4 separate regions of the Homo sapiens genome follow, and regions 2, 3 and 4 are each linked to region 1. The links are chromatin contacts, found by Hi-C or POLR2A ChIA-PET in ENCODE. All regions are on one chromosome and are shown on one strand. The core of a region is the stretch at or near the end of the contact, and the rest is flanking DNA. Distances in the headings are between cores, read along the strand shown.

Evidence for each region. A loop is a pair of places that touch in the nucleus more often than their neighbours do. ChIA-PET counts read pairs that join two places held with the same protein, here RNA polymerase II (POLR2A). Pooled maps may share reads with other maps.
Region 2: a pooled map shows a loop between it and region 1 (2.2-fold over the local background). The contact joins two enhancer-like sites. A Hi-C loop is called at or near these places in 1 of 37 single-sample maps with no recorded cell type and 3 of 50 pooled maps. POLR2A ChIA-PET finds 5 or more read pairs at or near these places in 3 of 52 experiments (AG04449, activated CD4-positive, alpha-beta T cell and naive thymus-derived CD4-positive, alpha-beta T cell).
Region 3: a loop to region 1 is called in a pooled map, with 4 times the contacts of the local background. The contact joins two enhancer-like sites. A Hi-C loop is called at or near these places in 2 of 50 pooled maps. POLR2A ChIA-PET finds 5 or more read pairs at or near these places in 2 of 52 experiments (GM10248 and activated CD4-positive, alpha-beta T cell).
Region 4: a loop to region 1 is called in a map of naive thymus-derived CD4-positive, alpha-beta T cell, with 5 times the contacts of the local background. The contact joins two enhancer-like sites. A Hi-C loop is called at or near these places in 1 of 168 maps with a recorded cell type or tissue (naive thymus-derived CD4-positive, alpha-beta T cell) and 10 of 50 pooled maps. POLR2A ChIA-PET finds 5 or more read pairs at or near these places in 5 of 52 experiments (BJ, CD4-positive, alpha-beta T cell, CD4-positive, alpha-beta memory T cell and 2 more).

Annotation. Positions count from the first base shown.
Region 1 is chr1:185,277,494-185,284,199 of GRCh38, reverse strand. The region is part of intron 18 of SWT1 (SWT1 RNA endoribonuclease homolog); the gene reads right to left. LOC105371651 (a long non-coding RNA gene) reads left to right here. Exons shown (of 3, transcript XR_922360.3): 1 at 1-846. It also overlaps the pseudogene PSMD7P4. Among named protein-coding and RNA genes, the nearest start is that of IVNS1ABP, 36 kb to the left of the region's middle. Within about 2 kb of position 2,804, at least 2 of the 41 ENCODE cell types and tissues checked have a DNase peak (open chromatin) inside an H3K27ac peak, as active enhancers do; they include CD4-positive, alpha-beta T cell, where a contact is called at or near this core.
Region 2 is chr1:185,593,226-185,599,701 of GRCh38, reverse strand. All of the region lies in intron 2 of LINC01350 (long intergenic non-protein coding RNA 1350), which reads left to right. The region is part of intron 1 of LOC107985239 (a long non-coding RNA gene); the gene reads right to left. Among named protein-coding and RNA genes, the nearest start is that of LINC01350, 32 kb to the left of the region's middle. Within about 2 kb of position 3,546, at least 3 of the 41 ENCODE cell types and tissues checked have a DNase peak (open chromatin) inside an H3K27ac peak, as active enhancers do.
Region 3 is chr1:184,864,993-184,871,837 of GRCh38, reverse strand. All of the region lies in intron 5 of NIBAN1 (niban apoptosis regulator 1), which reads left to right. Among named protein-coding and RNA genes, the nearest start is that of NIBAN1, 110 kb to the left of the region's middle. Within about 2 kb of position 4,722, at least 10 of the 41 ENCODE cell types and tissues checked have a DNase peak (open chromatin) inside an H3K27ac peak, as active enhancers do.
Region 4 is chr1:185,561,530-185,568,908 of GRCh38, reverse strand. It overlaps LINC01350 (long intergenic non-protein coding RNA 1350), which reads left to right. Exons shown (of 4, transcript NR_110793.1): 3 at 5,581-5,741. The region is part of intron 1 of LOC107985239 (a long non-coding RNA gene); the gene reads right to left. Among named protein-coding and RNA genes, the nearest start is that of LINC01350, 63 kb to the left of the region's middle. RefSeq lists a silencer at 3,086-3,286. Within about 2 kb of position 1,273, at least 7 of the 41 ENCODE cell types and tissues checked have a DNase peak (open chromatin) inside an H3K27ac peak, as active enhancers do; they include CD4-positive, alpha-beta T cell, where a contact is called at or near this core.

The sequences.
Region 1 (6,706 bases), core at 1,555-4,054:
ATTAGAGAAATACAAATTGAAATCACAATGAGATACAATTTCATACTCATCAGGATGGCAATAACTAACCAAAACCAAAAAAGGGAAAATAACAAGTGTTGTCCAAGATGAAGAGAAGTTGGAACTGTTGTATATTGTTAGTGGAAATGTAAAATAGTGTAGCTTCTGAGAATTAGAATCTCACCCAGGAATTCTACTCCTAGGTATATGACCCCCAAAATGGAAAATAATTATAAGAATTCAAATATTTATACACAAAGAGCAATACTACTTATAACAGTCAAAAAGTGGAAAGAACCCAAATGTCCATCAAGAGATGAATGAATAAACAAAATGTGGTGTGTATATATGTGTGTGTGTGATGGAATCTTATTCAGCCACGAAAAGGAATGAAGTATTGATATATGCTAAAATGTGGATAAACCTCAAAAACATTATGCTAAGTGAAAAAAGAGAGATACAAAGGTCACATGTATACATCGGAGATGGGGTGCATCTGATTGCCTGGTGTCAGAAGTGTGTTGTGATGAGTTTCAGAGCAAGAAAAACAGTTTGGTTTGGTATCCGTCTCATACAGTCAGGTACTTTGAGGCTGATGTCACAAACTAGTTTATTATCTCATAAAGGAACAAACAAACAAACAAACAAAAACCTTACATACTTGCCTAACAAACATGTCAAAACACTTTATCAAGAACTTACAAGACAGAAAAAAAAGTGAATTAAATGCTGTACCTAATTTCTCATAAAGATAGAAGATACTGCACAAGATATTTGTTTGGTAATGTTTGATAATCTCCTTAATTTACCATCCTGGATTTGGAGCAAACTCCTCATCTGCTCAGGGTAAGCAGTGCTCAGACACTCTACTGGCAAGAGCAAAAGCTACTTCAAAGAGTCTAAAAACTGGAGAAGAGAAAACACCAGCTGAATTGCAGATATAAGCACCAAGGTTCTTCTGTGTCTTATGGAATTCACTTTTCATCAAAGCTACTTTAATCTAAAATCTTAATTCCTTGCTTTATTAGAACCCATCAGTTTTATGTTCTTGAGCTACTTAATTGTATCCATATGCCAGGAGGGTGGCATACCCAACTCCATGGGGACAGAGGCTCCTGTTTGGGACTTTCCTGAACCTCACTCTATGTATCTCCTCTTCATCTACCTGTTCATTTGTATCCTTTAATTTATCCTTCATAATAAATGGGTAAATATAAGTAAAATGTTTCCCTGAGTACTATGAGCCACTCTAGCAAATTAATTGAACCTGAAGAGGGAGTCATGGGAACCCCCAATTTATAGGTAGTTGGTCGACCTGGAGGTTGTGGGGTTTCCTACTATACTCTCATATACTCCACTCAACAATTCTGACCCCAGATGTGTGTGGGGTTTTCTCCACACAGCACGCAATTCTCCAGTGAACACCGACTCGGTGTACTATAATTCAATTCAATTCTGACACTATCTGGAGTCAGAGTCAACTCCCACAGGTTGCGGGCTCATCAAACAAGACTGCCCCCCACTTCAGACAACAACTACAAGTAACAGTTTGTCACCTCTACTTCTGACCAACTGGCTTATAAATCAGGAGGGTTCCCACAACAACTCCCTCCTCAGGTGTAGTCTGCTAGGACAGCTCACAGAACTCAGGGAAATATTTATGTTTTACTCATTTTTTATAAAATACTTGATATTACCAAGCATATGTTGGAAGGGGCTGGAGCTTCCATGCCTTCTCTGTGTGTGCCGCCCCCCAAGAAGCTACATGGGTCCAGCAACCTGGAAGCTCTCTGAACCTGGTAGTTCAGGGATTTTTTTTTTTTAACCAAACCATTTAATTGTGTCTTCGAAGGTAAACAAAATATAAAGCTGGATCCCAAGCCCTAAGAATGCCAGAACTACACGTAGATCCAAAATGTGGTGTGGTTTTTCTCAACAGAGTTCAAAAGGGTCAGAACTCAAAAGTGTTAAAAGGCAGAGAATGGGTGGAATTCATGCACTCTGTTCAGCAATTTTGTAAATTACCAGAAATAGACCCCAAGAGTCTTTTACGGTGGGGAAAAACTCAACTCCTGGTTTTACAGGTAAAGAATGAGTACCAAAAATGTTATGTTGACTTCTCTTAATTTTTCTCACACAATCTGAAGCCAGAGCTGACTATTACATCCTCAACTCACAGCAATTGAAACTGCAGTATTAGGTACAAGATCAGTCCCTCTATCCATTTGCTTCCATGTAATGCCACAGCAAGGGTGGCCAGAAGCAGAGGGTTGTCAATAGAACAGCTTTTCAAAAAGCACTAAAAGCAAGCAAGAACCTTCTAGCAGCACACTGATTTAGTTTATTAGGTTAATTTACAAATTTTAAAAGCTACATGTTTTACTTTTTCTCCTTTTTCTCTTCTTTCATCACTGTTTATGTTTTCTTTGTCTTTCTCTCTGTCTCCTTTTCTATCCTTTTTGTTCTCTTCTTTTCCTGTCCGTCTTTCTTCTCTGCACCCTGGTTAGCAATCTTGTTGTTGATGAGGCTGTGCAGGGCAACCAAAAACAGATCAGCAAGGCCAAGTATATCACCTCCATTTGGTGGTCGGTCTTCAGGTGAAAGGCCTTGACAAACTCATCAGGGCTGACATCTGGCAGCAGGTTGAAGACATCCTACAGCAGGCAGATGATCTGATGGTTTATGGGTAGCTTGCCTGTCGCTACTTTTACCCTTCAAGCCATGCATAGACCTGGTTAATAATCTGCTAGGAAAGAGTACCCACGGTAGTGTCTTTGATGTCTCATAACAAGTGTTTGACTCTGACTTCCTCAGCTTCCTCTGCTCCAGTTTCACAGTCACATGCTCAAATGTTTTTGTGGTTGTAGTTCTATCAACATGAACTTCTTCCACTGTATATGTTTCTGTAACTTCTTCCACAATATATGCTTCTGTGGGCAGGCTCAGGTCCTTGGGTTTCACATCAATAATGACCAAAACAAGAGTTAGGGCAGCATCATTTCATTACTTCATTGATGGCAATGGCATTCTTGTAAAGTTTATGGCCTGTGTGGTGCCACCCAAATATTCTTTCTCTGGCATTTATTTACCTTCTTAAACAATCCATAAATGTTTTCCAAATAATCTTGGTCTAAAAATCAGATCATCTTTGTCATCTTCATAAAAAAGGACTTAGTCATCATCATAAAAAGGGACTGAAAACTCTTGGACATATCAAGTATTTTCTTTTGCCATGACCCCAATAGCACACCAACATGCTTCTGGTTTCCAACCTCACCAAATTAGCTGAAGTGATCCACCACACTGAGAAGCAACAGGGGGTAGACCACCACCTTCTGCACCGCCAGCTCTGGCATCACAACACACCCCAACCCTCAAGTCCTGGCTCCCTGCCACTCGCCAACACCAACAGTGGCAAGAACTCTCTCAGCTCCTCCAGGCCCAGCTTCTCCTATTCCAGTTTGGCAGCTACTGCCAGTTCAGGGATTTTTATGGAGGAGGCTTCATCCTGTAGGCATGATGGATTATTAACTCAACCTGGAGCCCCTCTCCCCTTCTGAGAGGATAGGGGGTAGAGCTGAATGTGTTAAGCTTCTAATCATGGCTGGGTCCTTCTGGTGACCAGCCCCCATCCAGGAGCCCACCAAGAGTTGCCTCATTAGAGCAAACGATGCTCCTATCACCTAGGAAATTCCAAGAGATTTAGGAGCTCTGTGTCAGGAAACCAGGTTAAAGACCAAAGATTAGAACAAAAGATTATCCCAGAAGTCCTATCTAGGGTTTTAGGAGCTCTGTCTCAGGAACCAGAGTCAGCGACTGTCATTAGTCCGTTTTCATACTGCTATAAAGAACTGCCCAAAACTGGGTAATTTATAAAGGAAAGAGGTTTAGCTGACTCACAGTTAAGCATGGCTGGGGAGGCCTCAGGAAACTTACAATCATGGAGGAAGGGGAAGCAAGGCACCTTCTTTGCAAGGCAGCAGGAATGAGAAGTGCTGAGTGAAGTGGGAAGAGCATCTTATAAAACCATCAGATTTCAATGAGAACTCTCTACCATGAGAACAGCATGGGGGAAACTGCTCTCATGATTCAATTACCTTCACCTGGTCTCTCCCTCCAAACGTAGGGATTATAGGGATTACAATTCAAGATGAGATTTGGGTGGGGACACAAAACCTAACCATATCAGGGCACAGATACACTTCTCATTATTTCACATCTCCTTATTGCAATAAATATGGTGTGGCACATCAACAGTTTCCTTGTTTACAACTAATGCTTTAAAAAAAACAAAAACAAAGATTATCAAATTCAGACAATTTAAATAATTGTCTTAAACATTAACTGTCCTTCATATTCCCAAAGGGAGTCATCTATATGCAAGTTAAATCATTCTTCTGTTTTCACCTCTGAGTCACAGGGAAATGGTGTCACCTTTCATCTTCCACAATTGGCCCCATATCTAGTATGAACCAGTGAAACCAAAAAACCCTCTCTCTTTTGGCAGCTTATTTGAAAATTTTAAGTTGTGGAGCACACCAGAGACAAATATGGAAGATACTGTGTACTCTAAATATTGGCAAATAATTTCACAAAAAACCCAAAAGATCTAAATAGTATTAACTGAAAGCTTGCTGAGCAGCAATTACCATTTTTCAATGCCTGCAACATATTAAATATATTTGATTTCTCTTTAAAATCATCCTTCTGGGTATAAAAGAGGGTTTACTCATTAACTTCATAGTTTAAATCCCTGACATAATAAATGGAAAGAAAACAAAGAAAAAAAATAGTACAACTACTTTAACTATGAACATTTGACCTGACTCCTGAACTTCCCCCAATAAAAACTCTGCCAACTAATCTAAAAGTAAGCTAAAATCAAAACAATTCTAGACGTCTACTAGGATCATGCTTCAAGAAATTGTGGCCTCCATGTATCTACAATAAGCTTTTTACACTAAAAAATACGGCTAAGGTTGGAAGATGTTATATTTTTGACACATCTCACACAATATTTTAAATGTGGATTATCTGTAAAAATCTATATGAGTAAAACCGATTCATTGATAATCTGAAGATTAGGGCAAGAAAACATTTTCTCCCCCAACTGTAACAGATTTGTGTATGCCAACTGGCTTCAGATTTTCTTGAAAAACTTATTTTAATCTAATGAGTTGGTGAACTTTCATAGTTGTGTTGAAACATTTGTGTATGACTATCAATCCTACATCTGATATCCTCAAACAAATTTATCAGTCTGGAGCTTTAACAGTAGAAGCATTTTGCTAGTTAACTTTGTTGCTAGGCCTGTTCATAATATTTTGTAGCCACACAGGTACACAGGTAAGTTATATATAGCAAATGAACTGTGGTTTAGTGATACTTTTATTAAGTTCCTACCTTTTTAAAAATGTGTCCCAAATGAGGTTAAGTGTTATGCTCCTAATCCCATTTTTCCCATAAACCTTGTGGTTTTTATTGCATGACTATACAATGCAGTGGCGACATTTACGAATGCACATGTCGTGTTACAACAGAACTCACTGAAAACCAATTACTGCCCCATGTGTCAACATGGATCAATCCTGATGTTAAGCTAAAATGGAATATGTAGTGGTGGAGGGTATTGGAAGGCAACAGTGAAGGAATTAAACAGTTTTAGCTCCTCATGAATTTGCCTGGGCCTAGAATTAGAGGGACATCTTAGACTGTCCAGGCTGCCATAATTAAATATCTTAGATTGGGGAGCTTACAAACAAGATAAATTTCTCACAGTTCTGGAGGCTGGGAAGTTCAAGATCAAAGCACCAGCAGATTTGGTGTCTGGTGAGGGTCCTCTTCCTCACAGATGGTGCCTTCTCTGTGTTCTCACATGGCAGAAGGGAAGGAATTAGCCAATGCTCTGCAGTCTCTTTTATAAAGGTACTAATCCAATTCCCAAAGGCCCCATCTTCTGATACTATCATATTGGGGATTAGATTTCAATGTATAAGTTTGGAGGGTACACAAGCATTAGCCCACAGCAAAGGCTTCACAACTATACCCTGTGTATGTAAGAATTGGATTTGCGGCTGGGCATGGTGGCTCATGCCTGTAATCAATCCCTGTACTTTGGGAAGCCAAGGCAGGAGGACTGCTTGAGTCCAGGAGTTCGAGACCACCCTGGGCAACATAGTGAGACCCTGCCTCAAAAAAAGACAAAAAGAAGATTAAAAAAAAAGAATTGGATTTATAATACTTGCCCTTTTTGTTATGTATGAATGCTATAAAACAAATCATTTTGGAAAAAAAAGTATATAGTGTGATACATTTAAGTTCAAAAATCAGCAAAATAAATCAACTTATTTTTGTTATAAATAACAGTAAAACCACAAAAAAAAAAGATGAGAACTATAAAGATACAATCCCTTGAGAGAGAATAAAAGGTAGGTTACAGCTAGAAATGGGTAAAATTCAAGTTTGTTAGTTGAATGGTAGGCAGATGGGTATTTTTTATATCAGTTGTTCTTGAAAACATGGTCTGGGGACCACAGGGAATCTAAGACTCTCTCAGAGGGTATGCGAGGTCAAAGAAGTCAAAGCTATTTCCATAATAAGACTAAGATGTGGCCAGGTGCGGTGGCTCAAGCCTGTAATCCCAGCATGTTGGGAGGCTGAGGCAGGTGAATCACCTGAGGTCAGGAGTTCAAGACCAGCCTGGCCA
Region 2 (6,476 bases), core at 2,297-4,796, 310 kb before region 1:
GTGGAGAGAACCAGAGGGTCTAATGAGACCGCTAGCATAATTCCTCAGTAGCAACCACATTTACACAGTTACTGAACACTAGAAGCCCAATGGATGCTTGTCCAGCTGCAGTGATTGCCTTGCTGATCCTTGCTGCAGTTGTTTTAAGTCATAATCACATATTCAGTCATTGCAGCTAAACATGATCCCAAGCATATGTCTGGCTTAGTAAAGAATACCTTCTACCATATCCACATATTGTGGATATGTGCCATCAACACGCCAACCCTGGTGTTAAGATTGGGACACTACTTCTACACATTTCTTAGGAGCGAACTTCAGTTAGCTGAAGTTAGTTGAACTCTGTCTACCAATGATGTTCTAATAATGTTAAACTCAAAAGGGATGAGGTCAGTTTCCTGATTCTTCAGTCGTAGGAGTCTCCTTGGCCCTTATGCCATGTTTCCTATGTCCTCCCCGCCAAAACAGCTCTGCCTACCAAGGGCTATTATAAGGGGCTTCCTTTTGCTAGCCATAGAAAGCACCCTTACACATAGTTATTATTTTCTCTAATATTAGAATTTGTTTTAAAATTACTTTGCATTTTTGTTGATTCCCTAGAGAATTTTAACGTGTTTTTGAAAGTTACATTTCAATATTACTTAGATGTTTAACTTAGAGTATATGGTCTAGGTAACACTAGCAATAAACCATATTAGATCATGAATGTGAGGGTCGCTATGGAATGTATTTGATGTACATTTCATTTTACAGGCACCCAGCTGAGCAGTTTGCCAAGGAAAAAGAAAAGTAGCTCAAAATTGTTTTGTTTTGTTTTGTTTTTTTGTCTGTTTGTTTTTTAAAGAAGGGGCAAATGAAGCTAGTAAGTTTATGCATAGTTGAGGGGGGAAAATGTGATTGCTAAGTTGGTATGCTACTACTGAGGAGAAGTACATCACACCTGTAATTTCTCTCCATCAGCAGTAGCTTTGTGAATAAAAATGAATTTTTACCCCATTTAGGAGAAAGTAAGAGACTAGGTACATGGAACTTAGGTTAACAAGAGAACTAAGTACTGATAACTGAGGAAGCTGAAGACAGTCAAAAGATTGCCTCAATAAGGAAGTTAAATCTTGTAACAGAAATGAAGAACTATCTAGAGATGTTATTAAAATTTCAGCATAGTGGAAAAGCCCCAGAAGAGTCTTTGGGCAAGTTAAAGATAAGCAGTTTCTTTCCAGACTAAAAATAGACTAGAGATGCAGTTTGATTGACAACAGCTAAGGATCATCAAGGAAGGTACAAAACGCTACTTAGGTTTTTATTAACATCTTTTAATGTTTTCTTAAGTTTGTTAATTTAAAAATAGTAACCATGTTTCATAATCAATGGTCAATGTTTCTACTTTGCTAAGTTAATAAAAATTACCTTTTTATACATTAATGTTAAAGTATGCAACTCTACAACATAAGGCATAATCCAGCACTCTTTGGCAAAATTTCTACTGGGAGGCAAAGCATACAGGATCACCTTTTGAGAATCAGTCTTTCAAATCCATAATTGAGCCAATGAAGGGGAGGCAAATGTTATGCAGATTAAAAGTAGAAAGAATTCCAAGCCTCATCAAAGGTTTATGTTTGCACTGTGGGTTTTTCTTTTTTTTGTTTTTTATTTTTTTGTTTGTTACATAAATATTGTTACCAGCAGAAAAGCAAACACATAAATAATGCGTAATTTATTTTTAAAAATTGATAACCAGGCAATTTTTTAAGGAATCTATAACAAACTCATATTTTTGAGAAATAAACATGTCTATATGTTTATCATACAGTTATTTCCATCTTTCTTTGCAGTCTTAATTTTTTAAATGCATTTTGCTTTACAATTCAACACTGAATTATTAGACTTTTGTTTGTGACTGCCAGTAATTCTGGTTGGTGTTGATTTAAGTAACAATATCAAAACACATTGCACTACAGCGGAACTAATAGGCCAAGTAGGACTACCCTCAAAATAATGATCTACAGGAATTATTTTTTGCCAAAGTTATTATTGCTTTTTAATGCTGAAAACCAAAACAAAGAAAGCAGGTGAAATAAAACGATAAGGTTTCAGTTATTACGGATAATAACAAAGGATTATTTCTAGGAAATGAATATTTGAGACAGATGAGCCAATTTGATAAGTAGCATTTCAATGTTCCTTTTTTATGAAAAATTTGTAGTAAAAACTCCTTCCACACCAGTCAAGGTGCTTATTTCACAAATTCTCTGGAGAAATATGGGAGTTGATACAAAGGAACTAAAGTACTTAACTGAAGCATTGTCATTAATTAAGAGGAATTGGCCGAAAGTCACACTTTTGCACTAAACAGGTCTTCCAAGCAAATGTATCTTTTAATATAGTACACATGAAAAAAATTATACCTAAGTCTGTGTCTCCTGAGGCACTTAAAAGTAGTATTGGGGACTCCAACAATTATTTTTAATGTTCCAAAATATCAAATGAAAATCACAGTTTTATCTTCGTTAGAATTGCTTGGGATGACTAAAACATCTGTTGCTTGTGGTTGGAATTCAGTCAGCTTGGTGCTTAAACAATGTGTAACTTTTAAGAATATTTTTATTTATAAATACTGAGAAATGATTTATAACATATTGTTTGTGGTTTAAGCAACAAAAATATTTCACGCTATGGGGTAGGGGAAAATAAAAAGGTCTCTGGGTAGAGCTCTGGGTGGTTCCTGCTCAACTTCAACAGCAAATGAAAACCTATAGCAGAAGCTGGGAGGAAAGATATATGTGATTCTCCAAACCCCAGGGGATTTGCAATCAATCACCAAGGAAATGGTAGAAAAGTAGAGATTTTCCCTGGAGTTCACAGATCTGGGATGGCAGGACCCCTTAGGAGCTGAAACCAACCTGTATAATGACCCTCAGTCTCCTTTTCATGAATGTGTATCATAGTTTCCAACAGCTTGAAGGCCAACAGTGAGATCTTACAAATTTTTGTTCTTTTTCAACAATTTTTAAATTAAATAAAATATATATGTGTATATGTCTGTATGTGTGAAAATATCTATCTCTATATAGAGATAGATATAAATATATCTCCAATCAGTGACTGGCATGGCATAAAACTTACAAAAAGATTTCTTCCATGTTTCTGCTTTAGCAAAATAATTCATTTTGATTACTCTCAAAAGAGTTAATGAGTTAATAAAATAATTTTTCTGCAAAGACTTTGAAAGTAATGTATTGCATGTTGAAGGGCAGAAATAAGAGAGTCAAATGCTACCCAAAGCAAGACCATGTCACCCTTCATATCCAGCTATCAATATCCACCTTCTCCATTGTTCTTATTTTTTACCCCTCATATCTTTATTACGTGATACTGGGTCTAGGACTCTGCAAATCAGCTTAACCTGCTGACTCCCTGTCAGCTTCTACCAATAGTGGCCGCTAGAGGGAGGTTAAATGGCAGACTCTTTGCTTTCTTCCTCTTCCTATCATCACCTGAGCAATAATAGCTCTGCATCCTGGGATGGGCAGTTGGCTTCAGTCTCCTCTTTTATTTTAGTATTCTAAGAACTAACCTGAATGTGCCCTCTTAGAGGTACAGGTACCAGCACTAGCTGGGAAGTCTTCCCAGCTCTTCTGAGCTCCTGAGGTACCAGCACGTGCTGGGCAGCAACCAGGCCTGCACCTCCTGTCCTCCACTCCCTGACACATAAGGTTCTGCATTATAGCTCTCTGAGCTGTGAAGATAGGACTTTGTGAGAGACTGGAAGTGAGAGAGAGAGGCAATGCAGACAAAGCTTAAGATTCTGATCTGGAGAGGCAGCAGCTTCTTATAGTCACTCTCTCTTTGTGACCTCAGCATCCCTTCTTTGGGTTTTTATTTCTCCAGTCCTGTTTAACCAACTTCTCATATTAAATTCTCACTGTTGAAATGCCCAATGCAGTTTCTGTTTTCCTGACCAGACTCTTATCGATATACCATATACCCAGAAAACACTTTCTTTTATTGTTTAAAAGAATCAGATGAACCAGCATCCACGTAGACTAAATCATTAATGAGTATAAATAAGCTCCTTAATGTATAGTTACAAGATACTGGGAAAATGACAGACCTAAAATCCAACCTGGCTCCTTTGGAGCTCTCTCTCTTCTCATTCAGCCATCATGCTCCAGCCACACTGGCTGTCTCTGAGGTCCTCAGATTATCCACACTTCCCTCCAGCTCAAAGTCCCCACACATGGTCTTCTCTTTGCCAAGAATACACTTCCTGACATTCAACTTGTTCACACCTATTCCTTTTTAAGATCTAAATTCATTTACCACTTCCTCAGGGGAACCTCCCCAAGACTTTCAGGGAGACACAGACATTTTTATGGCACCCTGTACTTCTGAAAAGATTAGTATTTAAATAAATAATTGGCTAATTAGTTATTAAATCCTAGAATGTAAATTCCCCTGGGGCAAAAACAATTTCTTGCTGTGCTTTAATTGACTCCCTTGCCCTCTGGCTCCCTGCTGGATTTGGCAGAGCAGAAACTATTTCTGTAGACTATTAGCTGTTTCATAACTGTTTCACCAGTTCCTTTAACTACATAGTAGTTAAATTACAAGTGTATAAAATATATTAATTATTGAACACTAACTATGTGCCAGGCATTGTACTAAACACACTGCATGTATTATTTCATTTAATCTTCCCAACAACTCTAAAAGATAGGTACTATGACTACACTGAACAGAGAAGGAGCCTAAGGCACAGCGATGGGAAGTGGCTTGAACAAGGTCGTACAGCTCACAAGTGATGGAGATAGGATTTCAGCCACTCTTACTCCAAGCCTATAAACGAGTGATGGTCTCATTGGGAAAACAAAGCTGATAGTCTCATTGGGAAAACAAAGCTTATACTTCACAGACAGGCAGCATAGGCTAAGTTTGAAAAAGCTAATGCAGACATTCTGTGTTACCAGAGCACAGAGAAAGGGCAAATCTCCAAGGCCAGGGTGATAAGAAAAGTTTCACAGAGTGGCTGGAATTTCAGCTGGACCTTGAAGGTAGGGCTGTACTAGATAAGGAGAAAGAAGGAAGGACATTTAATGCAGAGTAAACAGCCCAATAAAATGTCCTTCAACCCCTTCACCTTCAGGTGACCTTTAAAAGCAAAGAAAGCAATCTGGAAAATATTTAAATGTGTGTGTGTGTGTGTGTGTGTGTGTGTGTGTGTGTGTGTGTGTGTATGTGTTTTAAGGGCTAAGTTTCCTTTTTAAAAGGACTCCCTTTTCAACAGCCAAATAAGCACAGTTACCAATTTATTATAAAGCACTTCTAATCTGAAAGGGACAATCACAAAGAACCGCAAAACAGAGGGATATATGCCAAGGTACAGCTGAGCAAGTGGCAGGCTGCATCAGAGGGCACCAGGACATGATACCTACCATTGGCCACTGCAGATAAGGTGGAACAAAGCCACAGAAAAACTGGCAGAGCAGCATTTGTGCTGCAGAGCTAGGCAGGAAATTTGTCTTCCAAAACTGACACGGGGCTGGGACTCAGGATTCCTGAGCATTCTTAGGATAAAGCCCTGAATAAAAAGAAGGAATCAGGATTTAACTGACAAAATTATTCAAAGGCAGAGCCAAAATAACTTGCTTATAGAAATGGGTTAGGAAGTAGAGTTGTTACTATTAGCAAAGCATAGATGGAAATAGATTATGTTGAAGGATGGGCTTATAGAAAGTGACAAAGTTTAAGGCAGGACCAAAAGACACCTGGATCCAGCCTGATTTCCACCTTCACTTAGGAATAGTAGAAATTTCCTCATTAGCATGGTCCTTTATGGGTCCAGGCTCAAATAAACCAACCTAGGGTTTTCTTCTAGTAAGCCACCTTGATTTTGATATTTATTCCTTTACAAATGATAAAATTTGTCCTACCTTGGAGGAAAACTCATTATCTATTTTTGCATGGTTTTAAAATTTTTTTAATTTAGTTTTACTATTTTATATTAAGTTTAAAGAAACATAATTTCATTTTGATATTTTGTTAAAAAATTCTCCCAGACATTGGTATATGAAATATGATGTATGTACATAGTTCTATAAAAATGAAATTATACATTATATGTTGTTTTTTAAACTCCTTTTTCCACTCAGCAATATGTTTGGACGTCTCTCTATGACAGTAAACACATTTCTTCATCACTTACCATCTATTTTCAGAATGGGAAAATTGAAGCCCAGGGGACTAAAATGACTAATCAAAGCTCCAAAGGAAATCATTTAGAAAAAGCATTCATTAAACATCCATTTTTATGTAACACTACACAAAAAAAGTTAAAACCCATGTAGACCTTAATCAGCATGTATTTACTGTATAAGATAAACACAGAAGACCCACAAAAATTATAAAGCCTAGAAAAATCAGATACCTAAAAATACTCTTAAAGAGGTTTATGGTTTATAGAGCAGTTTTGGAGAAAT
Region 3 (6,845 bases), core at 3,473-5,972, 410 kb after region 1:
CAATGCCTAGGTTTGAGACAGACAATTTTCCTTAGAATGGGCTAAGACCGTGTGTATGTGGGTGGTTTCTGCAATTTAATTTGGCACATTATATGCATTGGTTCTTTGATTCTGGTATTCAGCATCCTGGGAGGCTAGAAAAAGGTAGCTTAAGGTCACTAGGTTCTATCAGTGTCTTCAAAGTGAAAACTAGCTTCAAGACTTGCCTTATGTTTTTGGGTTTTGTATTAGTTTGCTAGGGCTGTTGTAACAAAACACCTCAAACTTAGTGACTTAAACACCAGAAGTGTATTGTCTCAAAGTTCAAAATCCAGATGATGGCAGGGTTGGTTCCTTCTGAGGGCAATGAGAAAAGGATCCATTCCAGGCTTCTCTCCTTGGCTTATATAAGCATCACTCTGATCCATGCCTTCATCCTCCCATGACATTTTCCCTATGTATGTGTCTGTGTCCACATTTTCCTCTTTTTTTTTTTTTTTTTTTTTTTTTTGAGATAGAGTTTTGATCTTGTAACCCAGGCTGGAGTGTAATGACATGATCTCAGCTCATTGCACCCTCCACCTCCCAGGTTCAAGTGATTCTCCAGCCTCAGCCTCCCAAGCAGCTGGGATTACAGGCACACACCACCATGCTTGGCTAATTTTTGTATTTTTAGTAGAGACGGGGTTTCACCATGTTGGCCAGGCTAGTCTTGAACTCCTGACCTCAGGTGATTTGCCCACCTTGGCCTCCCAAAATACTGGGATTACAGGCATGAGCCACTGCACCCAGCTAGCACATTTTCCTCTTTTATAAGGACACCAGTCATATTGGATTGGGGGCTTATCCTATTCCAGAATGATCTCATCTAAACTAATTACATATGCAATGACCGTATTTCCAAACAAGGACACTTTCTGAGATTTGGGGGAATCAAGATTTCAACGTATGAATTTGGGGGGTATACAATTCAATCTATAACAGGTCTTACGTTGTTGCCAGTTCATTGAGGTATTCAAAAGAACTTTTGGAAGTGCAATTTATCCACTATGTCTTTTCTTCAGTAAGAGGGTTGGTTACGGTATAGAGTATGCTATGCTGCTGAACACCATAGGTTTTTGCATGGTGTTAACAAAAATTGTATGATGTTGAAAAGTTAACTGTCACTAAGGCAGTTTTACAAAGGCTGCTTCCATCTTTGGAGCAACCATTCATTTTGCAGCTCTGTCGCATTATCCTTGAGGTTCTGAGGCTGCACATTTACCACCTTGACCTTGCGGGAAATGACTCAAAAGCCACCTTCTTGGGCTATATATTTGCCACCTTGACAGCGGGGGAAATGACTCAAAAGCTAAACCTGACGTTCAGAACTTTTTCGAGTTGTAGAGCCATTTTAGGGATCCATGTTTCAGTCAACTCTGTTGAATGCTCCCGGCAACTATAGCACATATCAATCATAACAATAATAAACAAACCTCAGTCATCAAGAGTAAATTATATCCTACGTGTTATGTGTTAGATGATAGAGAAATGTGGAATACATTTTAGGAAGCTTTCTATCAAAGAGAGTTTAAACCTTTCCCATGTATAAAGGATTAGCTCTTAGCTCTGAAGACTTTGCTTAATCAGAAGATATTACTCATTTAAGGTTATTTAAAGATAAAAACTTTTAGCATATTGTAATCTATCAACCACTGCTTCTGAATGACTTGGTGTGGAATCAGAGTTGGGGGGAAGAGACTTTTAAAATTTCAGAGTCCCTGGCATTATTCCAGACCTACGAATTAGAATCTCTGAGGAAAGGAGCCCAGAAACGTACATTTTAAACAGCATCCCTTCAGAGTTAGAGAATCGTTGTTGCCTAGGGTCTTCCTTTTAAACATAAGGTATTTTGCTTCAGCAACTTAATTTTTATTTTTCTCAAATTGTATTACTGGTAAAGATTCATGATTTTTATAATATGAATTTAATGTTTGAAGTGATATTCAACAGCACAATAAAAAAGTGGTGAATGGTGGGCCGAGCGCAGTGGCTCACGCCCGTAATCCTAGCACGTTGGGAGGCCAAGGTGGGTGGGTCATTTGAGGTCAGGAGTTTGAGACTAGCCTGGCCAACATGGTGAAAACCCATCTCTACTAAAAATACAAAAATTAGCCGGGCATGGTGGCGCACAACTGTAATCCCAGCTACTCAGGAGGCTGAGGCAGGAGAATCGCTTGAACATGGGAGGTGGAGTTGCAGTGAGCCGAGATGGAGCCACTGCACTCCGGCTTGGGAAACAGAGTGAAACTCTGTCTCAAAAAAAAAAAAAGTAGTGAATGCAAATAAAAGTAGTGAATGGTCACAATGTGCTTAGCAATTGTAAGATAAAATTAAACTCTTTATAATATTTTAGTGAGAGGACCACAACTAGACTCTTCATGGGATTTCCTTTTTGAAAATAATCCTGAATCTAATAGCAAGCACAACTGAGATACATTTTCTTTACTGAGTTTTGCATTTCCAGTGTGACCCTTTCGCTTTTTATACTGGACGATCTAATTTTACGTAAGAGCTCACTCTGGTAAGCTGTACCGTGTGTAGGTGTACATGGATGATCTCCACTAGTAAGATAAAATACCTCTCTTCTCTTCTACTTTTATCCCCTTCTTCTGTCCGAGTGAGAGGCAATGTACCACCTTTCCCTTAGACATGACCATAAAATCCCAGAGGAAAGCAATATGCCTAAAATTATTTAGTCTGTTTCCCTTGCTTGAATATGCACTGGAATTCCCTGGCCTGGGGTGGGTCCTAAGAATTTGCATTTCTGACATGTTCTCAGGTAATGCTGATGCTGATACTACTGGCCTGGGGACCCTACTTGGAAAGCCACTGTATTAACTCATTTAATCCTCACAGCAGTCCTGTGAGGTAGGCACTATTATTGTCATCATGCCCATTTTATAGACGAGGGTTCTGGGGCAGCTGGTAAGACAGCTGGTGATCAGGACAAGATTTTAAAGCCAAGCAGGCCGACTTCAAGCCCGTGTTCTAAACTACTGTACCATGTGTCTTCTCAGTCAGCAGGTACTTATTAAACGCATACTGTGTGCCCTGTGTTTGACTAGCTGATATTTTTAAAAAAAATCTAATCTCATTCCTTATTCAGGAACAGATGATTTGAGGATACTCACTTCCTACTGAACTTGACATGGATAATTTCTTGATATCTACTTGAGAGGGACATGAGCTGCTACATCAATTGAAACTCAGGTGACAATTGAGATGCAGAAGTTAAGTCTTTTCTCTGCTTTTAAACATGAAGTTGTGCCTTAACCCAAAAGGGTGTTCCTGTGGTAAACTGTGTACTCTATAAATGTTCTCCAAAGCTAGAATTTTCTTGGTTTATGCAAATGTACAGCTGAGAATAATTTTGTGGGATATGTTGCAGGGGTGGGGTTGAAAAATTCATGGTACTTATCTATTACCAGTTCTTTGTGTTTTAAGTACTTAGCCTTTATTTTTTTTTCCTTTCAGCATTTTCTTTTGTTAACTGGATTCCCATACTGGCTGTTGCTGAGGGGGTTGGGGAAGTCCTGATCTGACCTGAATTTTTTAAAACAATTTTTTAGCATTTTCTTTTGGAGACCACAAATCATATTGCAAGTCAACAACGTCTGGGTGTTAGTGGGACATTTCTATTTTAAGAGGCTTAGAAAAGGAGGTAAAAAAGAAGGAAGTTGGAAGTTAGGAAGGAGCAATGAAAGCAAAGCACCCATTTTCACATCTTACCAGACAAAGCCCCTCCCTGCCAAGTTCCTTTCTGGTGGGAGATCAGGGCATGGCTCATGCAATCACCAGCTAAGAAAGGAACTGAGACTTCTCTTCATTTGTTGTTTTTTCCTTCCCCACCTTTCCCTAGAAACTATTAGACTGCCACACTGTCCCGTTGTGTGACACGGGACACTTTAAGTGACGGGGTAGACAAAAGCTGGAACAAAAGAGCCTCTATTAAGGTAAGGGTCTACTGTGTCCAGAACATTGTCTTAGATGCTGGGGGCAAAACAAACCGAAAACACAGTCATTGCTTATAAACCAAACTCAATTTGTAAGGCTATCCCACTCAGTTAACAGAGGAGAGTTTGAGGATGATTTCCTCCTGACTTTCCAGGATAAGTGGAATAAAAGAAATAGAAAATAGATCAGGAACATCATTTTGCCTCATTCCATCTCACTTTAAGTGAACTCGGGCCCAAGCCCAAGTGGTTCTGTTCCAGGAAACACGGTGGGTCAAGCAGGATGTAACCTTATCACACACCTTAGCCATTGTCCTTTCCTTCTTAAATCCCTAGTGAGGAGGATAATAGTTGAAGATATCCTTCTTTTTTTCTTCTCCAGGCTTTAGGATATCAGATTAGGTATTTTCAAGTTGAGAACAAAAAGCCTTACCACAAAGTTGTATTCTCCTTGTGCCAATAATAATGAGTCATTCTTGCTAAGAACATAGGTGGTTTGTATCTTTCTAGTGCTTCTTGTCAGAAGAAGCTTAACATGCACAGAGGGAGATATTTTTCCTGGCACAATAGACCCTAGTCACAAACCACAAAGTTTTGCAATAAGGCTATTCGTTAAGTGAATGCAATATTATAGCTGAGACACTTTTGGGGTGTGTGTGTGTGTGTGTTTGTGTGTAGGGGTGTGTGTGTGTGAGAGAGAGAGAGAGAGAGACCGAGAGAGAGTGTCTGTGTGTGATGGGGGCTATACCTCAGCTTCCTGTTTGGCCTTGCTGATGTCACCGCATTAGTATCGGTACTGCACTTCAGATTTTTGTACAGATGTAAGTCATCATATTTAGTATTTGACTTTAAAATGAATTGGTTTTTGCACATCTGTGCTCATAAATGAATAACAATAGAAGGGGGAAGAAATTTTGAATTTTGATTAGATGAAAGGGGTGCAAAACTTCCACTCTTTCTTTCATAGATACCTTGCAAGCCAAAAGCTTTCTAGAATTGCTAGGTGAAGTTCTAAATATCACTAATTTTGAGATAGGCTGATTGACATTTATGATTGGGTTTGGTCAGGATGAAGGGTAGTGAAATTACCAGCATAGATGAGTGAGTTGCCATTGGTCTAAATTTTGCCATCTCTGGTTTTCTTCTGATTTCTAGTTCCATATTTGGTGGCTTTAAATGAACACAGTACTGTTCTCTTCATACCATGTATATTTTTTACCAGGTCAGGAATCTAAGAAACTTATGATCTAATTTAGATGTCTCTGGAAATGTGAATTTCATAACTTAAGAGAAGGGAACAGATTTGAAATTGAAATATTATTATAGGGAGCTGACAGTTGGGTTAAGTGGATTGTTACACATTATCATCTTAAAATTACATTTCGTGTCTTCTTAACTTTCCTCCAAAGAACACATCCTAGAATTATAACACTATTTTCAATTCCCTCTGCATCTTTCAGCCCTTAGAACTAAATCCTAAGCCAATAGCTCACTTTTGGACTCCTAAATTTGATTTTCTGAAGGCCTTAGGTTAAATGTCATTTCCACCAGAACACCTTTCTTAATCTTTCAGGTAGGTGAAAGCCCCACAATTTTCTTCTATCTGTCCATTCATCTGTCCTTCCTTCTCTCGTACCTGTCCTTACTTCCATCACAGTTCTAATCACATCATGTCATCATTGACTATTTATTTATCTGACTCCTAAAACTAGGAGTTCCTAGAAGCCAAGTCTATGCCCATCTACTATTACATCTCAGCCATTAGTACTGAGTGTAGGGGTGTAGTAAGCACATACTCATTTTTTTTTAACTGAATAAAGGAGCATGGGAAGTAGGTCATCATTTGAAAAAGCATCTGGAAATGATAAGAATAGTTAATAAAGCATTCCGGATTGTTTAGGAGAAAGGTCTATTTTACTTGTTAACAGCAAAGGCAATTTCTTTGGAAGATTTTGCTTTCTTTTTTGACTATCTGTGCAGTTACTTGTTTATTTTTCATTTTCCATCAGCTTTACAACTTTTTTTCTCATGCTCCTCATCGCCTACTATCATTTGTGTTTAAGCCTTCCTTTACATAAAACAGTATTTTTGGCTTATTATTTGGATGATTAATGAAAATCAATCTTAGCAGTTAGATTTCTGACTGAGACTGACCAGACAAAGTGAAATGTGTTGCATGATGCCATTATTTAAGTCACTGTTTTGTTGGCTGTGACCCATTAAGCATCCTTTCTTTTTGTTTAAAAATTATTTTTTTTCAGCTTGTTTTAGATTTGGGGGTACGTGTGCAGATTTGTTACATTGGTATACTGTGTGATGCTGAGGTTTGGGGTATGAATGGTCTCGTTACCCAAGTACTGAGCATAGTATACAATAGTTAGGTTTTTCAACTCTGTACCCTTCCCCCACCTCTATAGTCCCGTGTATTGTTGCCATCTATATGTCCATTGGTACTCAATGTGTGGCTCCCACTTATAAGTGAGAACATGAGGTATTTGGTTTTCTGCTCCTGTGTTAATTTGCTTATAATGGCCTTCAGCTTCCTCCATGTTGCTACAAAGGACATGATTTTGTTCTTTTTTTAATAGCTGTGTAGTATCCCATTGTGTATATATACCACATTTTCTTTGCCCAGCCCACTGTTGATGGGCACCAAGGCTGATTCCAGACTGCTTTCCACAGTGGCTGAACTAACTTACATTCCTATCTACCATGTATAAGCATTCCCTTTTCTCTGCACCTCACCAGCATCTGTTATTTTTTGACTTTTTAGTAATAGCCATTCTGACTGGTGTGAGATGGTATCACATTGTGATTTTGATTTGCATTTCTCTGATGATTAGTGATACTGAGCATTCTTTTTTTTTTTTT
Region 4 (7,379 bases), core at 24-2,523, 290 kb before region 1:
TACTTTCTTACAGCATTCTCATAAAAGAGAATCAGTCATCCTGAGGTCAGTCGTCTTGCCCTTAAAATATATTAATTCTGTTTTGCTTTTGTTATTCTATATTAAAATACTGATGGAATAATGTGAAAGAGGCATTAGGATGAAATAAGCATTTCATGATCTTTAGAAATAAATGATACTTAAGTGTGAGGCAACAGGCAGTAGTGAGTTGGCTCTATCTTTGCACATCATAAGTTGCCCAAACGACATTTCCTTTGTGGTAAATTGTAAAGAAACAAATGTGAAAATTTTACTATGTCATATGCTGCAGTTATGTGTACATATTAAAGAAAAAGGAAGGGAGAAGTACAAAATCAATTTTTCTGCTTACATAAATAATTACCCTAATAGTTTATGAAATAAGAAAAAATTGCTCGAGCAAGAATGAAATCATTTCTTTTAGACATTAGAATCTATTCAGAAATTATGTCTTTTCATTGGACTTTCATCTGGCTTCCAACATGTCAAATCATGTATCTTTTAAACCACATGTTCTTTTTTTGTAGGTTGGATAGTTTCAGACTAGGCTCAATTTACCCCTTTTCTCTATAGAATCATGCACCTTACAGTTCCACTTTTGCCACATCTTTCATACTTTATGTTTCACATTTTATGAATGGGAAACCATATTTTAGAATAAAAATCTGTAATGTCAAACCAACATCATTTTTTCTTCTTTTTTCTTTTCTTTTCTTTCTTTCTTTTTTTTTTTTTTTTTTGAGGCAGAGTCTCACTCTGTTGCCCAGGCTGGAGTGCTGGAGTGCAATGGCACGGTCTCGGCTCACTGAAAACTCCGCCTCCTAGGTTCAAGTGATTCTCCTGCCTCAGCCTCCTGAGTAGCTAGGATTATAGGCATGCACCATCATGCCCAGCTATTTTTTTTTTTAATAGAGACAGGGTTTCACATGTTGTCCAGGCTGGTCTTGAGATCCTGACCTCAAGTGATCTGCTGCCTCAGCCTCCCCAAGTGATGGGATTACAGGCATAAGTCACCATACCCAGCCATCTTTTCCTCCTTGGGGTTTTGCTCTATATGTATAGACCTTGAGAAAGAGCTTTCAAAATAGACTTTATCCATAATCAACATCTTAGGATCTTTTTTCCTCCATAAAGATCTTCAGCATCACTATGCACTACAGTTCATTTCTCTTTTAAAGCAAAACGTAGCATAAACTAGACAAAACCCCCAAATAAGCTCTCCATTTCCTGCAGCTTGTGTAGCTCTAGCAATCTAGTCTATTGCTGGGCAATATATTCAAGCCTCTCACTGATTATGTTATCAAAGCTGTTTAAATTCCATTCCACGAGTTTGTGTATGGCAAAGATGAAGCTGTTTGTTTAATTAAACAATTTCTCTAAAAATGCACACAGTATATTTTGAGAACATAGTGAGACTTTGACCTTGCCTCAACAAGGGCATTTTGCTGCCACCCCCATTCTGCCACACTTTTCAACATGTTATCCCTCTTGAGTTTAATTTCTATGTTGTAAAACATCTCATCAATTGATATCTAGCATTTTGCATCTAATGCATTCTCATAACTTCTAGTTGGCTGTGGCTTATTTCATTGTATGCTTTCTTCTTCATACTTCTGGACAAGCTTTGTTTTTATGGCCTTTAAAAAAACATGGCTGTTATCAAACACTATATACGGAAATGGTTTCCTTGACAACCATAACCACAAGCGAGTCGTCTGCACCTCTTTCTCATTGCATGGTTTGTTTGGTTGCTAAAACACTTCAAAATATTTTTATTCAGAGTCAGGTATTAAGTACCTGAATTTACAGAGTAAGCTGAAATCCAAGCAGGTGATGAACTATCAGAACGGTTGTAAAGTGGCAAACTCTAATCATTTTCAAGTATTAGAGTTCAGCCTCATGACACAGTCTCTAAAAGGACAAATGCTGAAAGCTTGATATTTAAGATCCAAAATGAATGACTACCTCAAGGACACAAATTAAAAAAAAAGACTGGCTAGAAATGCCAAAGAAGTGAAAAATATTGCTTAAATGGAAGGTGACATTGCAGTTTTATTCATTCATATAAAAATTCCAAATGTTAATTCTTTAATGGGAAAGAGGTCAGCTTCAAGGTTATCAACAGAACAGCAGATATTTTGTCAAAAGTGCTCCTAAGACTATGTCTCTTGACAAAATTAAGCACAATATATATGGAGCTTCCATTTAAAATAGTTTTTGAAAATTTTCTTTGGTTAAATGTCTCATAGCTCATAAGATTCAGAAAATCTCTATTTCTGGGAACTTCTCAGGGTAAAAATATTTTCCCAAATATCAATTTTTTACAAGGAAATATACAGCTTGCATGGATTACAAAAAAAATTAGAAAGATCAACATGAGATTCTGTACAATGTGATAAGCATCCCAAGAAAAAATCACTAACAATGTCATCTCACTCCATACTGGTCTAGTCTCCTAATATCTGTCAAAGACAGGATATAATAAAAAACATGGTTTACTGTCCCCCCCACCGCATCATGTCCAAAACCATGGTTAAGTTGGAGATGTCTTCAGATTGGTTGGAATCAGAGTAATTTGACTGAAATAAATCACATAAATAATCCTATTTGTGTTCATGCATGTTTATAAAAAACAATTGTGCAAAAATATGAACCTGAAAATTTAATCAAGAGAGGTAGTGGCAATTCTTATGAGAAATTGGAGCTCTGGGTCACCAGGTAGGTTGAGCAGCAGGTGAAAAAAAATTATACAGAGCGTTTTTACTTATAGAATTTTACTTAACAGCTCTGAAAGAGCCTGTGAGGTTAGGTATGAATTATGGCAGGGGAAAGGCAGGCATAAGAAGGAAGGAAGGAAAGAAGAGAGGGGAGGAGGGAGGGTGGGCCAAAAGAAAGAAAACAAAGAGAGAGATAAAGGGAAAACATAGGCCAAGCTGCTCAGAGCATGGGGGGTGGAGGAGGGGGGTGAGGGAGGTGGGACAGTCATAGAGCAACCAAAGTAGAACCAAGGAGTGAGTTAAACGGAGGTTCCAGGTACCATTCTGAGGTGATTTTGAGAACAGTGTTAAAATGAAGCCAAAGAGATGTATCTGAGGCCCGGTCAAAAAAGAACCTCAGCTCCCCATGGACCAAGAGAACTCAAAAAGAGTTTAACTTTTGTCGCATACTTCAATTCTTACCATAATGTTCTACAGGTATAGAATGCTGGGGCCCTTCCATTACTCCATGCACTGGGGAAGAACTAGAATTGTGAGAAGAGCTTTCACGCTCCCATAACCATTCCTTGGCCCACCTCCAAGAAAAGGCAGGCTGGCCTCTGTTTAGGTGTTGTCTGTGCTTGCATTCCCAACGTTGACATGAGGAATTATCAATGGGTTCCGGACATAATCAGCCACACGGCAGAGTGAATTCCAGGAGGTATGTGTCAGGCAGGATCCCATCAAACTCATTGCTTTCAATACTTCAAAAGCTTGTTTTAGAAACACCATTACGGAGAATTGCCTGAAGGATTGAAAATCCAGACATTCCACTGCATACTCTAAAATCTGTCTTTGGGTGGTTCCAGGCCAGCAGAGATTTTCATACCTAGACTGTCTCATTTAGTTCTTGCCATCTTTTGATGACTTTTAAAAATGTGTATATTCATACCTTACTTTGTTCTGTAAAGAATTTAAGATAGGAATTTTTATTGAATTGAGCTGTGAATTTATGCCATCAGCCTTTATCTGAGGAACATTATAGGAAGCACTTCTATGAAATGCCTGTCAAGATACTATTGAGAATGTGGCTCATTACATTTCGAAGTATCCTCCTTAGGAAAACCCACTGGAAAAACTTCCCTCTTGCCTTCATACAAAGAAGCATTGAGCTTGTCTTCTGGCACTGGCTTGTTGTATCTTATGGACACTGATTCACTTATTGGACCATGTTTTTCTCTAGGCACAAAGCCAACTGGGGGCCCTTGCCCATCCACCATACAGAACCTCTCAGCATGCATTTTGTGGATTCACTTCTAGATTTACCATTCTTTCCCTACCCCTATTTTCTCTGTATTCATAAATCTCCACTTTATACATTTTTAAATTTGTTAACGTATATAGTACACTAAGTAAATATACCACGGTGCAGAGTAGCACCTCTCCTGCCAGAGGATGGAGAGAGGCAATATACCCCGTAGGGGCTGGACACATATTCTACCCATTTAGATCCAGAAGGAAACTTGAGCCTCTCTTCTCATAGAGAAAGAGTAGGGTAAAATCACAGACCACCACTATCCATCAGACCACTCTCATCCATGGGAGGGTAACTTTTAGGGAAAGCATTTTGGAGTGTCATGTAATACCACCCAATTTTCCTATATACTCATAAGATTAAATACTCAGTACTTTTCAAAAATGAAAATAAGAAACAAAAGTTCATTGTTAAACCCCAATGTTTACTTTATCCCTTGCATACGATGAAAATAATCTACTTCCCTGAAGGAAAGTGCTGACTTTCTCTATTGGCTCTGTAAGTCCTGGAGCAGGTGGTCCCTGCAGCAGAGGGAACGGAATGAGAAGACCCTTACAGTAGCCAACTGACTATTCTAGAACTCCTGGGAGAACCATACCTCATTATTCACCTAGAATGGGCCCAGCTTGTTCTAATTTCATTTGGCTCCTTGCAGAAACACTCTTCATTGTCTAAAACTTTGGGTGGCTGTGAACTTCAGCTTTGCCCCTTAACTCTCCTCTGACCCTTTTCTTGACCCACTATTTTGCTCACTATATTTTTGCAATATACACTTGGCTTGGGCCACCAAAAAAACTCACCCCTGCCTGGTCCATGGCTACTCCCTTGAGCTCAGCTGAACAGCTCACCCTGGCTTTAAAACTGGAAGTCCCACATCCCTGGAAACTTCTCAGTCCTAGGCAAAGGAGGGATGGTTGGTCACCCTACTCCCAGCCCACACTGATCATGCAGTAAATCAATGGCAGAACCAGAACCTTATTTATTTTATTCCTTTATATATTATTATAAAGCTCATATAATAATAACATATGAAGGACTATAACAATTATATGTTATATAACATATATTATTAATTATATATAACATATTATTAATTATATATTTTGATATGCATATAATAAAATATACAGGAATATAATAGATAAGTATATTATATATAAAGGAATAAAAATATGTTTACAGAAATATACATAAACAAAATTTACATATGCATATATATTTTACAGTACATAACTTCTTAAAAGACAACACTGTAAGCAAATTTCACAGAATTAAGTTATTTAACTGTGTAAGAACAACATGGCAATATCCATAGCAAAATTTTAATCTCATTCTTTTCCCCCATGATCCTTCATGCTTCAGAAATGCCTCTGCTGCCTTTTACCACTGTGTGTTCAAGTAATAGGAATAAATGTCTAAAATTAGTCCAAAGAAAATGAATTAAGGAAACATATCTGTTATCTAAAAAATAAACTATGAATTCTAACACCCCCCAAATGATTTTAGGATTATCCAATTTTATAAAATCTCTCTCTCTCCTCCTTCCTTTAGTGTAAATAACAAGAGCTGCCTATAAATCTACCTCAGAAGACAAAGGGAAAAGCAAAACTCTGCCCAGGAAGACCTTACTTTACAAACCAGGTGACCAAATTTCTAAAACATCATTCCCGTAATCCCTGATCAACAGAAAGGAAGCTCTGGAAGCATGAATGGTCAGTACACACATCGTCCACAGGACTCACACACCACAAACTAGTCATTGATCCTTTTGACCCAATTTCAGAAAATATGTTTACATAGAGACACATATTTTTGCTATTTACTTTTTGAGCAACCAACAGGAAAACCTATCCACATATGTCCATTATGATCCTCTCTAATGAAGACTATCTCTTTATGTTGTTTAAACAAAAAGAAATTAATGCATGAGAATGTCAAAGTTCTGAGCTTTAAGTTTCTGTACTCAATATATTGAATAAAAGATATATGTAGTATACATTGGAATAGAAAGAGATTAACTCAGTGCGTCATCGAGCACCTAGTTCTGGGGGTGGTATAATCATTCTGTCATGTATGATGGATGCCTGGATAGATCTCAGGATTTTGAAAGTCTCAAGTTAAGCTTCTAGTTTATTCCTCTAAATCTCTAGGGCTTTAAATAAAAACAATCTCGTAAATATCTTCACTACAAGATTCAAGTGTGAAACGCTTCAGTAGGCCTCTGAATTAAATATGTTTGGTAATTGATTATGTGTCCACATTATCTGAATGTAGGAGATGGATGTTGACACTGCTTTAAAATAACAATAGGAAAATAGGTTTCCAGTGAGAAAGCCCCTGTGATGGGAATGTCAATTTATTGCAGACATTTGTGATAAAAAAGTCAGTCATTTTTCTTAAATGAAAACTAGAGTTAAACACAGTAAATCTGTTGGCAATGGAAATTAATAGGATACCAATTTAAAAGGAACTACACATTTTTTTAAAAGGAAGAAATCTTAGTTTTCAGAGCAGTTTTAGGTTGACAGCAAAATTGAGCAGAAGGTACAGAGATTCCCAGAAGGTACAGAGGTACCCCCTTCCCCACATATGCACAGCCTCCCCATTGTCAATATCCCCCACCAGAGTGGTACAGTTGTGACAATTATGAACCTACATTGACACATCATTATCACCGAAAGACTATAGTTTATATTAGGGTTCACTCTTAGAGGTACACATTCTGTGAATTTTTGCTAATGTATAATGACATGTATGCACCATTACAGTATCATACAGAGTAGTTTCACCATCCTAAAAATCCTCTGTGCTCCACCTATTCATCTCTTCTTCCTCCCCCTGGCAACCACTGATCATTTTACTGTCTCCAGAGTTTTGCCATTTCTGGAATGTCATATAGTTGGAAACCTACAGTGTGTAGACTTCGCAAGTGGAGTTCTTTTTGGTGATATGCACTGACGTTTTCTCCAGGTCTTTTTGTGGCTTGATAGCCCATTTCTTTGGAACCACACACGTTTTTAAAAAATTGACATTCTTCTGTGACTTACAACTGTGGTTTCTGTGGTTAGATGTAGAGATTGAGTTTTACATTGTTGGCAAATACATTTTGGAGTAGATAAGCCCTGGGTTTAGAGACAGCAGTCATGAGTTCAAGTTCCAGCTCTGCAATTTACTAGGATGGGAACTAGGAGAAGTCACTTAACCACTGAGGTTAGTGAAGGCTGAACATAAAGAGGCTCAATTGTCCACGAGGTAACCCAGCTTGAGCTTTTGTCCAGTAGGGGTACCCCAGAGGGGGTGTGTGACACACTGAGCCAGTCAAACCCTCTGTCTTACAAAGTTGAACCAGC